Linked DNA regions of Homo sapiens: region 2 is linked to region 1. A link is an interaction called in ENCODE POLR2A ChIA-PET data of the cell type or tissue named here. Cell type or tissue: Panc1. All regions are shown on one strand. Region 1 overlaps TM9SF4 (transmembrane 9 superfamily member 4). Region 2 holds the start of LOC124904884 (a long non-coding RNA gene).

Evidence for each region. ChIA-PET counts read pairs that join two places held together with the same protein. Peaks named below come from ENCODE experiments on the same cell type or tissue, not always from the same donor. Only the 100,000 strongest peaks of a DNase experiment are listed, where the experiment ranks them.
Region 2: POLR2A ChIA-PET joins it to region 1 with 10 read pairs; 2 of 35 experiments call an interaction of 5 or more read pairs at or near these places.

Annotation. Positions count from the first base shown.
Region 1 is chr20:32,130,200-32,135,199 of GRCh38, reverse strand. TM9SF4 (transmembrane 9 superfamily member 4) reads right to left here. Exons shown (of 18, transcript NM_014742.4): 2 at 2,074-2,187. Among named protein-coding and RNA genes, the nearest start is that of TM9SF4, 23 kb to the right of the region's middle. RefSeq lists an enhancer at 1,759-1,918. In Panc1, no CTCF peak of the experiment used is centred here; no DNase peak of the experiment used is centred here.
Region 2 is chr20:32,230,122-32,235,121 of GRCh38, reverse strand. POFUT1 (protein O-fucosyltransferase 1) reads right to left here. Exons shown (of 7, transcript NM_015352.2): 6 at 4,061-4,303; 7 at 1-649. The coding sequence ends at 461. It overlaps LOC124904884 (a long non-coding RNA gene), which reads left to right and starts at 4,081. Exons shown (of 2, transcript XR_007067560.1): 1 at 4,081-4,368. In Panc1, no CTCF peak of the experiment used is centred here; no DNase peak of the experiment used is centred here.

The DNA.
Region 1 (5,000 bases):
AATGAAGAAGAATGTTTAGGAAATGCTACAAGCACACAGAATATAGCTCTGGAAACCACAGACAAAATAGAACCCATCGAAATGTTACAAAAAATAAAATTTTAATCCAAATGTAAGTAAAACTACCTTTACTATTTAGGAACTATTGACCATTCCTCATACACCACCTAAAAGTAAAAAAGATTTTTGGAATACAGGTCTACAATCTTTTTTCAACTCTTTTTTGGGATTAGAAATTTTCTGGATTCCCTGTAATCCCAGCATTTTGGGAGGGTGAGGCGGGCAGATCACTTGAGGTCAGGAGTTTGAGACCAGCCTGGCCAACATGGTGAAACCCCGTCTCTACTAAAAATGCAAAAATCGGCTGGGCATGGTGGTGTGCACCTATAATCCCAGCTACTCAGGAGGCTGAGGCAGGAGAATTGCTTGAACCTGGGAGGCAGAGGTTGCAGTAAGCAGAGATCATGCCACTGCACTCCAGCCTGGGTGACAGAGCAAGATTCCATCTCACAAAAAAAAAAAAGAAAAGAAAAAGAAAATTTCCAGATTTTAGAAGGCAATGTGGTATACAAACCATAGCCAAGCTGGGTCTGGACAGTACCTCATATTCGATAACTATTTGTGCAGAGAAATGCAAAGATATTCATATTAAGTGGAATAGAAAAAGTCAATAAACAGCTTCATGTTCAGTTCTGGTCAGTTCTTGCCTTCAGTGAGCTTGGAAAAACTGAGTTCCAGAGCTTTCCGGGTGTGAAACTGCAGGGATTAAGGACCTCTATTAAACATTTCATGAATTGCTTGAGGAAAAATGGCCAAAAAGTCTGTTTTAACAATTTTGTGTTTCTTAGCATTCTCACTCAGGACAATGAGAAAAGAATGCACGTTACAGAGAGATGCGTCCCACCTTTACGTTGCCTCCCACTCCCTCTCTTCCCACCCAAGGCGTCCACCCTCACATACTTAGCTATGTGGGACTGGAAGCCAGAGCAGCTCTGGTACCTCCAGGCCACTCCTCTGCTCTGGAGGGAGCTTTTGACAGAGGTAGTGGGAAGAAGGTACTGCAGTGGTTAAGAGATGGGGTCTTGGGCTGGGTGTGGTGGCTCATGCCCGATAATCCCAGCACTCTGGGAGGCTGAAGCATGAGAACTGTTTGAGCCCAAGAGTTCAAGACCAGCCTGTGCAACATAGTGAGACCTCATCTCTACTTAAAAAAAAAAAAAAAAAAATTAGCCAGGCATGGTGGTGCACACCTGTAGTCCCAGCTACTTGGGAGGCTGAGGCAGAAGGATCACTTTAGCCTGGGAGGTCAAAGCTGCAGTGAGCTATGCTCACGCCACTGCACTCCAGCTTAGGCAACAGAGAAAGACCACGTCTCCTCTAAATAGAGATGGGGTTTGAACTAACCCTATGTCTTCCTCACTATGTGACCTTGAACATGTTAATTTTCCTTCCCAGGCCTCGGTTTCCCCATCTGTAAAATGAATAGGAAATCTGTGTAACATATGGAATTGGCCCCAGTGGGTTCTTGGGGGGCAACCTGAGCTAAGCCATGCACAATGCCTGGCATGTAAATAACCCTCAGTAAAAGTTATTTTAATGACTGTTCCTGCAAGTTACAAGTCTGACTGCCAAGGAAAAGAGACGTTCACAATGTATGAACAATATGAGCAGACACTAGGAGTTATGCTGACAAAGCTGGTAACAGAGAAGATGGAGCAGGTGAGAAAGGGAGGCAGAGATGCTAAAGAAGAGGCAGGTGGAGTAAGACAAAGGCACAAAAAGAGATGGACACATACATGACAGAGACAGAATACTTGAAAGCAAAAGTGAGAGTGAGAAAGAGACCGAGATGCAAATATACACAAGCATACACAGGGACAGAGACACAGAAAGAACCAGAAACAGAGAGGGGACCGAGAACCAGAGGCACAGGGAGAGGGAGAGGCAGAGTTCCGGGGTAACTGGCACTATTCTTTCTTCTCTGCAACCACAGGATGGACACGAACAGCTCACCATGGTGCTCCAGACACACTGCCTAGCACAGAGGCTCCAAAAATCCAGGAACACACTTACCTTGATTTCTACGGGATCGTTCTGGTGGAAGTTGATAGGCGCGACCCCAGGCACATAGAAGGCGCTTGTTTCACACATCAGGGAGAAAAGCAGTAAAGACCACGGCAACCAATCCTGCTCAGAAGAGAGGCCAGGGTTGGATTGGGGAGAAGAAGTGAAGAAGATCCTCTGAGGCAGATCAAGTCATACCACCTTCATGTTGCTTTAATTGACCCAGTGTAGCCACCCTCTGACCCATGAAGCCTGAAGACCTCATAAATGTTCTCTCCCAAATGCTCCCAAGAGTGCCACAGGACAATTCTGCACTTCCAGGAGTTAGCCACAAAGTAATTAACATCTGGGCAAAAGGGAAGACTATCACACAGGAGCCATGTCTCCCCACTTCTGGATCAATGTTCTTTTAACCATTTATAGTGTGTAACTCCCAGGATAGCTGGCAGGAAATAAAGCTCCAGGACATTTAATTAATTCCCATTTCTCTGTATAGCAACTAGTTCACGCTGTCAAAAGCTCCTATGTTACCAAGAGATGTTCCTACAAGTTTCTCCAAAACCGTGCTGGCCTCTCTCACCTCCCACTCTCCTCCTCGCTCAGCTCAGCCACACGGGCCTCCTTGTTGTCCTGACAACAAACCTTTCTGCACCCCTCAGGGCCTTCGTCTTTACTGTGCCTTCTGGTGGAATGCCCTTCCCACAGGCACCTGCACGGCACATCTCTCTTCTTTTTTTTTTTTGAGACGGAGTTACCCAGGTTGGAGTACAATGGCATGATCTCAGGTCACTGCAACCTCTGCCTCCCAAGTTCAAGTGAGTCTCCTGCCTCAGCCTACCGAGTAGCTGGGACTACAGGCATCCACCACCTCACCTGGCTAATTTTTCTATTTTTAGATCAGACGGGGTTTCACCACATTGCCCGGGCTGGTCTTCAACTCCTGACCTCAGGTGATCTGCCCACCTCGGCCTCCCAAAGTGCCGAGATTACAAGTGTGAGCTACCACGCCCAATGGCACATCTCCTTATTTCATTCAGGTCTCTCAAATATCACTTCCTCAGAGAAGTCTGCACTGACCATTCTATCTAAAAAACAACCTCAGGGCTCCCATTACCCATTTCTCTAGTCCCTTATCTATTTCTCCTCATGGACTTATCTAATTGACATGTACTATATGTATATGTTTATTTGCGTATTGCATGTCCCCCTACCCTTGAATGTGATCTCTAGGAAAGCAGCACCACGAACAGTGCCTGGCACAGCATGGGGACTCAGGAAATATCTGCATGCAGCATAGGCACCTGGGAATCAAAGGCAAGAAAGGTCCATTGCATCTCTTTCCCTTAATAATAGTGCTTCACCCCTGCAAGGAACTAGAAAAGCTGCCGGATTCTCTTCTTTCTACGCAGTCTGAACAACGAACTTTTGTCTTCCACACGCCTAAATCACCAACTCAAGTCAGTTTCTGTATCTGACTACTCTCCCTAACCTTTCACTGCTGTTGCATTTCAGATGCTTATTTCCTCCCACCTGGACATTGGCCACAGCCTCCTGATCACCTGTCTCCACAGCCCTCCCATCCATCAAGTTACACCCCATCCAACCAACCAAGCAACCAACTAACCAACACACACACACACACACACACACACACTCTGATGACTCTGTGAAACTCAGTTTTATAGGAAATCAGGATCACTGAGGAGGCTTGCCAAAAATGTAGACTGACCTGTACTTTTACCTGGACTACAAGTTGAGGGAAAAATGGCTTTACAAGTTTCTGAATTTGTAAAAGGTTCTGAATTCAGTACACTTTTTGCAGACACATAGCTTGGTCAAAGTCTTTTAAGCAATATTTTCATGGAGTTTTTCCTCCGATTTGTTGTGAACGTTTACAAGTATCTGCCAGCTGATGTTCATTAGGAAAGCCTGACTCCAGTAAACACAGTGCCATGGCTAAGACAGGTGTATTGTATTTGGCAATCAGGAGGCCAGATGAATCAGGAGAGCAGGAAAATCTTTAAAAGAAATGACAAGACTAGTAGGTAAATTGCCTCATGGGGCAATTTGGATAGGAAGGATAGGAAGACAGTATTTTTTTCCCTCTGTCATTTTTTTTTAAAAGAACTTTTTATTTTTAAGTAAATTTAGATTTGCAGAAGAGTTACACAGACACTACAGAGGGTTCCCATACATTCTTCACCCAGTTTCCCCTAATGCTAACATCCTGCATAACCATAAGCGAGTAAGGCTTTTTAAAAGCAACTAGCGTGAACATTTTTTGAAAAAGCAAACTACAGTAAATAATTCAAACAGTACAAATGGGTATGCCATGAAAAACAAATCCTCCCACTCCAGGTCCCCATGGACAACTGCTATCACCAGTTCCTTGAAAATCTCTCTAGAGACATTCTATGCTGGTACAAAGGGGAGGGTTTCATAGTATGGGTTGGCTTGAATACAAAAACAAATAGATTTTTCTTCTTTCTCTCTGAGTAGTGATGGAAAGCCTACCAACTGCAGGCTGGGTACAGCATCTGATTTCCTCTGCGTCAGAGGACCTCCTCCACCTGACTAGGCATCTGAAGATTCTGGCCCTTCCTCATTGGAAGCTTTTGCCAACCCTCATGTGTCATTGGTTAGAACGCAAGTGTGTCATGTGAGAGAAATAAACCCTGCCCTCTTTTTTCCTCTAATTCCCCTCTGTTCCTGAATTCCAGTTAACCAAAATATAAAGAAGGCAAATCCTGTACTGTTGGCAAAAACAGCCACCCAAAAGTTGTTAAAAAACAAAACAAAACACCTCAAGCTTAAATTTTTGAAAAACAATCCTCACACAAAGATACTATCAACAAATCACACACCAATTTATCTTAGAAGGATCAAGAGATGAAAAACAGCAAAGGATATTTTCGTAATATGCTAGAATCTTTGAA
Region 2 (5,000 bases), 100 kb before region 1:
TCATCCACATTCAGTTAAGGTCACTTTAGGTACCTACATTAATAGAATTCAATGATTTTCAAAAACCACAGAGAGTTCTAGGATAGTCATGACCTTGTATCAAAATTATAGAAATCTCTCTATAAAAAAATCTCTCTGAAGAGTTCAGCATCCCAGGCTGCTCAGAGCAGAGTGGACCAGAAGACGGAGGCTGGACTGCTTTGCCAGTGTGAGAAATTCCCAGAAGAGCAGAAAGCACGTGCGATGGGAGATGCTCCTGCTCCTAGGAACCTGCAAGTCCTATGCCCTGGGATATGGAGCGTCTCCCTCCTTGAGGGGTCCCTGGCACTCTTCTCCATCTTTGGCAGGTGAGAAGAGGAGTTTGCAATCCCGGAGCACCTCTGGCTGCCAGGCCTGGCTGGAAGGACCAGCTCAGACTCTGGTCCCTCCAGGATCAGAGGGTCTGGTGCTCCGGCCAGAATCAGAACTCGTCCCGCAGCTTAGGGGGCCTGTCCATGCCGAAGAAAGAAGACGGCCTCCCCTGGAGGTCCCGCTCCCGCTTCACAAAGGCAGTGAAGGAGGAGACACAGTTGCCAATAAAGTGGTCGGCTTGGCCGAGGATGTACAGGTCGACCTGGGCCACCTCAGGCTTCAGGCTCACCACCTTCACCTGCAGGAAGAAGCACAGAGCATATAAGCTGGGGTGGCTACAGGCCAAGGCCTGCCATCCACACCCCCAACCTTATTCCCTGAGCTGCAGTTACAGACACAAAAGGAGGGGCAGAGAAGAGGAAGATGTGGTTCAGTGTCTGAGGGAAGCATTGCCCAGCTGCTGCCTAGGCCCACCCCACCCTTCCGGGCTCCAGGAGCCTCAGCTCCAAACACACCATTCACACCTTCATGTCTTCACTTGTGCTGTTCCCTCTGCCTGGAATGCTGCTTCAACACCCATTAAAATACCGACCAGACTCTTTTATTTTATTAATTTTTTGAGATGGGCTTTTGCTATACTGCCCAGGTGGGTCTTAACCTCCCAGGCTCAAGCAATCTCCCACCTCAGCCTCCCAAGTAGCTGGGACTACAAGTGTGCACCACCACACGTGGTTAATTTAAAACAATTTTTTTAGAGGAGGAGTCTTGCTATGTTGCTCAGGCTGGTCTTGAACTCTGAGATTCAAGTGATCCTCCTGCCTCAGCCTCCCAAATAGCTGGGATTACAGGTGTGAGCCACTGTGCTTGGCCTGACCAGACTCTTAAGGCTAAGCTCAAATTCTATTTTTCCTAAAGCCCTGGCCTGGTGGACTTCCCCACCAAACCAGAGAGGGGAACAGAGAGCTCCACACCTTCCAATTCTGGGCTGGATGCCTCCATCTCCCATGTACCCCAAATCCAAGCCCAAGGTCCGTCCAATCTACCCCTGAGATATTCCCCAAAGGTGAGCCCTTCTCTTGAGGGAGGGCCACTCCTTGGGCCCAATCATCACAATCTCTTGCCTGATGGACTGCAACAGCCTCTCCCTGGTCCCCTCACTGCCTCTCCTGGTCTGCTCACCACAGAGCAGCCAGAAGAAACTTTTCGAGATAACCTCACACCTGTCCTTCCCGCCCTCCAAGTGGAACACCCTTTAATGATGCCCTATTGCCCTTCAGATAAGGGTGACAAATTGTGAACGTGGCCTACAAGGTCCTCGCTGGGCCTCTTCTTATCCCACCCCCATCATCCAGCCCCTACCCAGGCTCCCGCCCTCCTCAGGACCTTTGTGCGTGCTGTGCTGTTTGGGGTGTACCTCCCTTTACCTGGTTAGCTCCTAGTTCTCCTTCGCATCTCGGCTTCAGTGGTGCCTCCTTGGGGAAGCGCTCCCTGGCCCTCTAGCCTAGGCCAGCATCCTCTGCTCTTCACTCTCACAGAACCCTGCTGCTCTACTTTGGAGCACACATCTCTGCTTATAGTTTCCACTCCTTAGTGATTCTCTGATTAGCATCATCTCCTGCCCCTGACTGGGGCTAGAGCTGTGTTGGTTTGCTCTCCACTGCTGGCCAGGCCCAGCACAGAGCCTGCCCCAGTAAAAATCTGGTGAGTGGACAGGTGAATGAATGGACCTGCCCATCTCTCTAGCAAGCTCCTGAATCCACCTTGTGGCCCACGTTATAGCTCTCTGCAGTCTCTTTTCCTGGGTCTAGAATGTGAGCCCTGGAGAGCGGGACCACATCTTATTTACTGGTACCCTTACTCAGCACTGGACCAGCTTAATGGAGGAGGAAGGCTTAGTTCAGGATAAAGGTGGCCTCTGAACCCATGGAGAAGGGAGTTGAGGGGTGGGGAGGGATGAGAAGACTGGCATAGGGACAGGAAATAGAAAATGGCAAGAGGTTCAAGGTGTAACAGATACACTGACTCCAAAAACTCACAAAAAAACTCCCTGGGACTCTCCAAATGCTTCAGCTTAGTATAGAGGTAGTTGGGGGTTGTAGGTAGGTGGGGGGAATGTGGGCAGAGTTGGGGCTGAAAGTGCTTTGCTGTTCCACAGAGATTTCTGATGTAACAAAAATCATCATCTTGCTATCTGGATTGTAGCAAAGAAATAATACCAGTTTAATCATGGCCAAAATCCCCCAAACAATTCCACTCACATTCTGAAACTTACCCACTCTGTGTCATGCCCATTATAATTAGCTCTGGGACTGCTTGGGTAAACTCTATCCTTTCTTGGAATTTTGGTTTCCTCAGCTATAAAATAGAGGGGTTGGGTTAGACAACCCCTGAGATCTCTCAGCTCTGATTTTCTCTTAATTATATTTTTCTTCTGCTTTTCTTTCTTTCTTTCTTTCTTTTTTTTAAATAGAGATGGGGGTCTCGCTATGTTAGGCCAGGCTGGTCTCGAACTTCTGGCCTCAAGCAATTCTCCTGCCTTGGCCTGGGATTACAGGCATGAGCCACTGTGCCCAGCCCCAGCTCTGATTTTCTGTTCAGTAGGTGGGGAGGAGATTAGAATGTGCTGACTTAGCACTTCCTCTCTGCACTGGAGCTTCCTGTGTCTGGGGTGAAAGAGAAGGGGAGGCCCTTGATATAAAGCCAGCGGTACCCAGTGTCTGCCTCTTAAGGCCTGCACAGCATTTACGGTTTTCACTCATCCTACAAAGTCCTATGGAATGCTTAATACTAATTCAGTCATTTTATCAATACGTACTCACTCATTGCCTGAGTATTACTCTTCACTGATATAGTAAGCACTGACCAAGAACATTCTAGTATTTACTCATGTACTGAATACTCACTATTCACGGCTTCTTCAACAGTTTGCTAAGCACAAAGATCCTTTCCTTCATTCATCAGCCACCAATTTCTACTACTGATGATAGCTAACTTTATTGAGCACTTATTTTGTAGCAGGAACTGTTTCAATTTCTTTACATCTGACCTTCACAACTGCCCTATGAGATAGGTACTATTCAGTCCCATTTTATAGATGAGGAAACAGAAGCACAGAGAGGTCAAATAACTTTTTCAAGGCTGCAGAGTGGGTAAATTCAAGTTCTCTGACTCCAGAGTCTCTGCTATTAACTCCTCCACTATACTGGATCTCTCCCCAGAGCCCACTCTCTACATCCTCATTCAACAAACTGACTGCCTACTAAGTGTCAGGCACTGTACTAGACACTGGTGATGGTAAGGCAGGGTTTCAGTCCCAAAGAGGTCGAAGCACCAGGCTAGACATCAAGGAATGTTAACAGTGAGTCAGCCTTGGACCCTGCCTTCAAGGAGCCCACAGCTCCTGGGAGGAAATAAGACATATTTCTACACCAGTCTCATACAGTCCAGAAAGTGCCCGAGAGAAGAAATGATATAGGGCCACGAAGGTCCCAGCAGGGATACGTGAGCTCCAGGAGTGGATGAAAACCTGGAAAGACTACGGAGGAGGCCTCTGAGCTGGGGTTTGAAGGAGGGTAGGAACTGAAGAGGAATGGTAGGTCCAGGCAAAAGGCTTGTAGGGGAGCCCGTGAAGCATGCAGTGGGCAGTGGGACCATCCTGGCTCCTCCTTTCATTCCCTTCCTACTGCACTCCCACTTGGCCCACACATACCTTCCCTTTGAAGAGCTGTTGGAGCTCAGGCACATAACTCTCGGAATCAGTAGCAACGTAGACCGACTGGGCATCCAGCGACCTCACCCAGAGCTTCACAGCCCTCTGGATCTCCTTCAGGTCAGGCAGGCACATAGTCATCGTGAGGGGGGCCGCTGTGCTGCGGCTGTAGCCCACACACTGCGGAGAGGCCATGAAGTGCGAGCCTGCAGTCCCGTCCTTCAGCATGGCACAGGCGTTCTTCTACGGAGAGCGGGGAACAGGGTTAAATACTGGCAACTGCCCTGGAACCCCAGAAGCAAGACCTGGTAAGTGGAAAAAGACAGGCTATACAGGAAGAACCTAACTACATTTTTTTTTTTTTTTTGAGACGGAGTCTCACTCTGTCACCCAGGCTGGAGTGCAGTGGTGTGATCTCCACTCACTGCAACCTCCGCCTCTGGGGTTCAAGCAATTCTCCTGCCTCAGCCTCCCGAGTAGCTGGAACTACAGGCACCCGCCACCATGCCCGGCTACTTTTTGTATTTTTAGTAGAGATGGAGTTTTGCCATGTTGGCCAGGCTGGTCTTGAACTCCTGACCTCAGGTGACCCACCCACCTTGGCCTCCCAAAGTGCTGAGATTACAGGCATGAGCAGCCGTGCCTGGCCTAACTACATTTTTTTTTTTTTTTTTTGAGAGGGAGTCTTGCTCTGTCGCCCAGGCTGGAGTGCAGTGGTGTGATCTCTGCTCGCTGCAAGCTCCACCTCCTGGGTTCACGCCATTCTCCTGCCTCAGCCTCCCAAGTAGCTGGGACTACAGGTGCCCACCACCACGCCCAGCTAATTTTTTGTATTTTTAGTAGAGACGGGGTTTCACCACGTTAGCCAGGATGGTCTTGATCTCCTGACCTCGTGATCCGCCTGCCTCGGCCTCCCTGAGTGCTGGGATTACAGGCATGA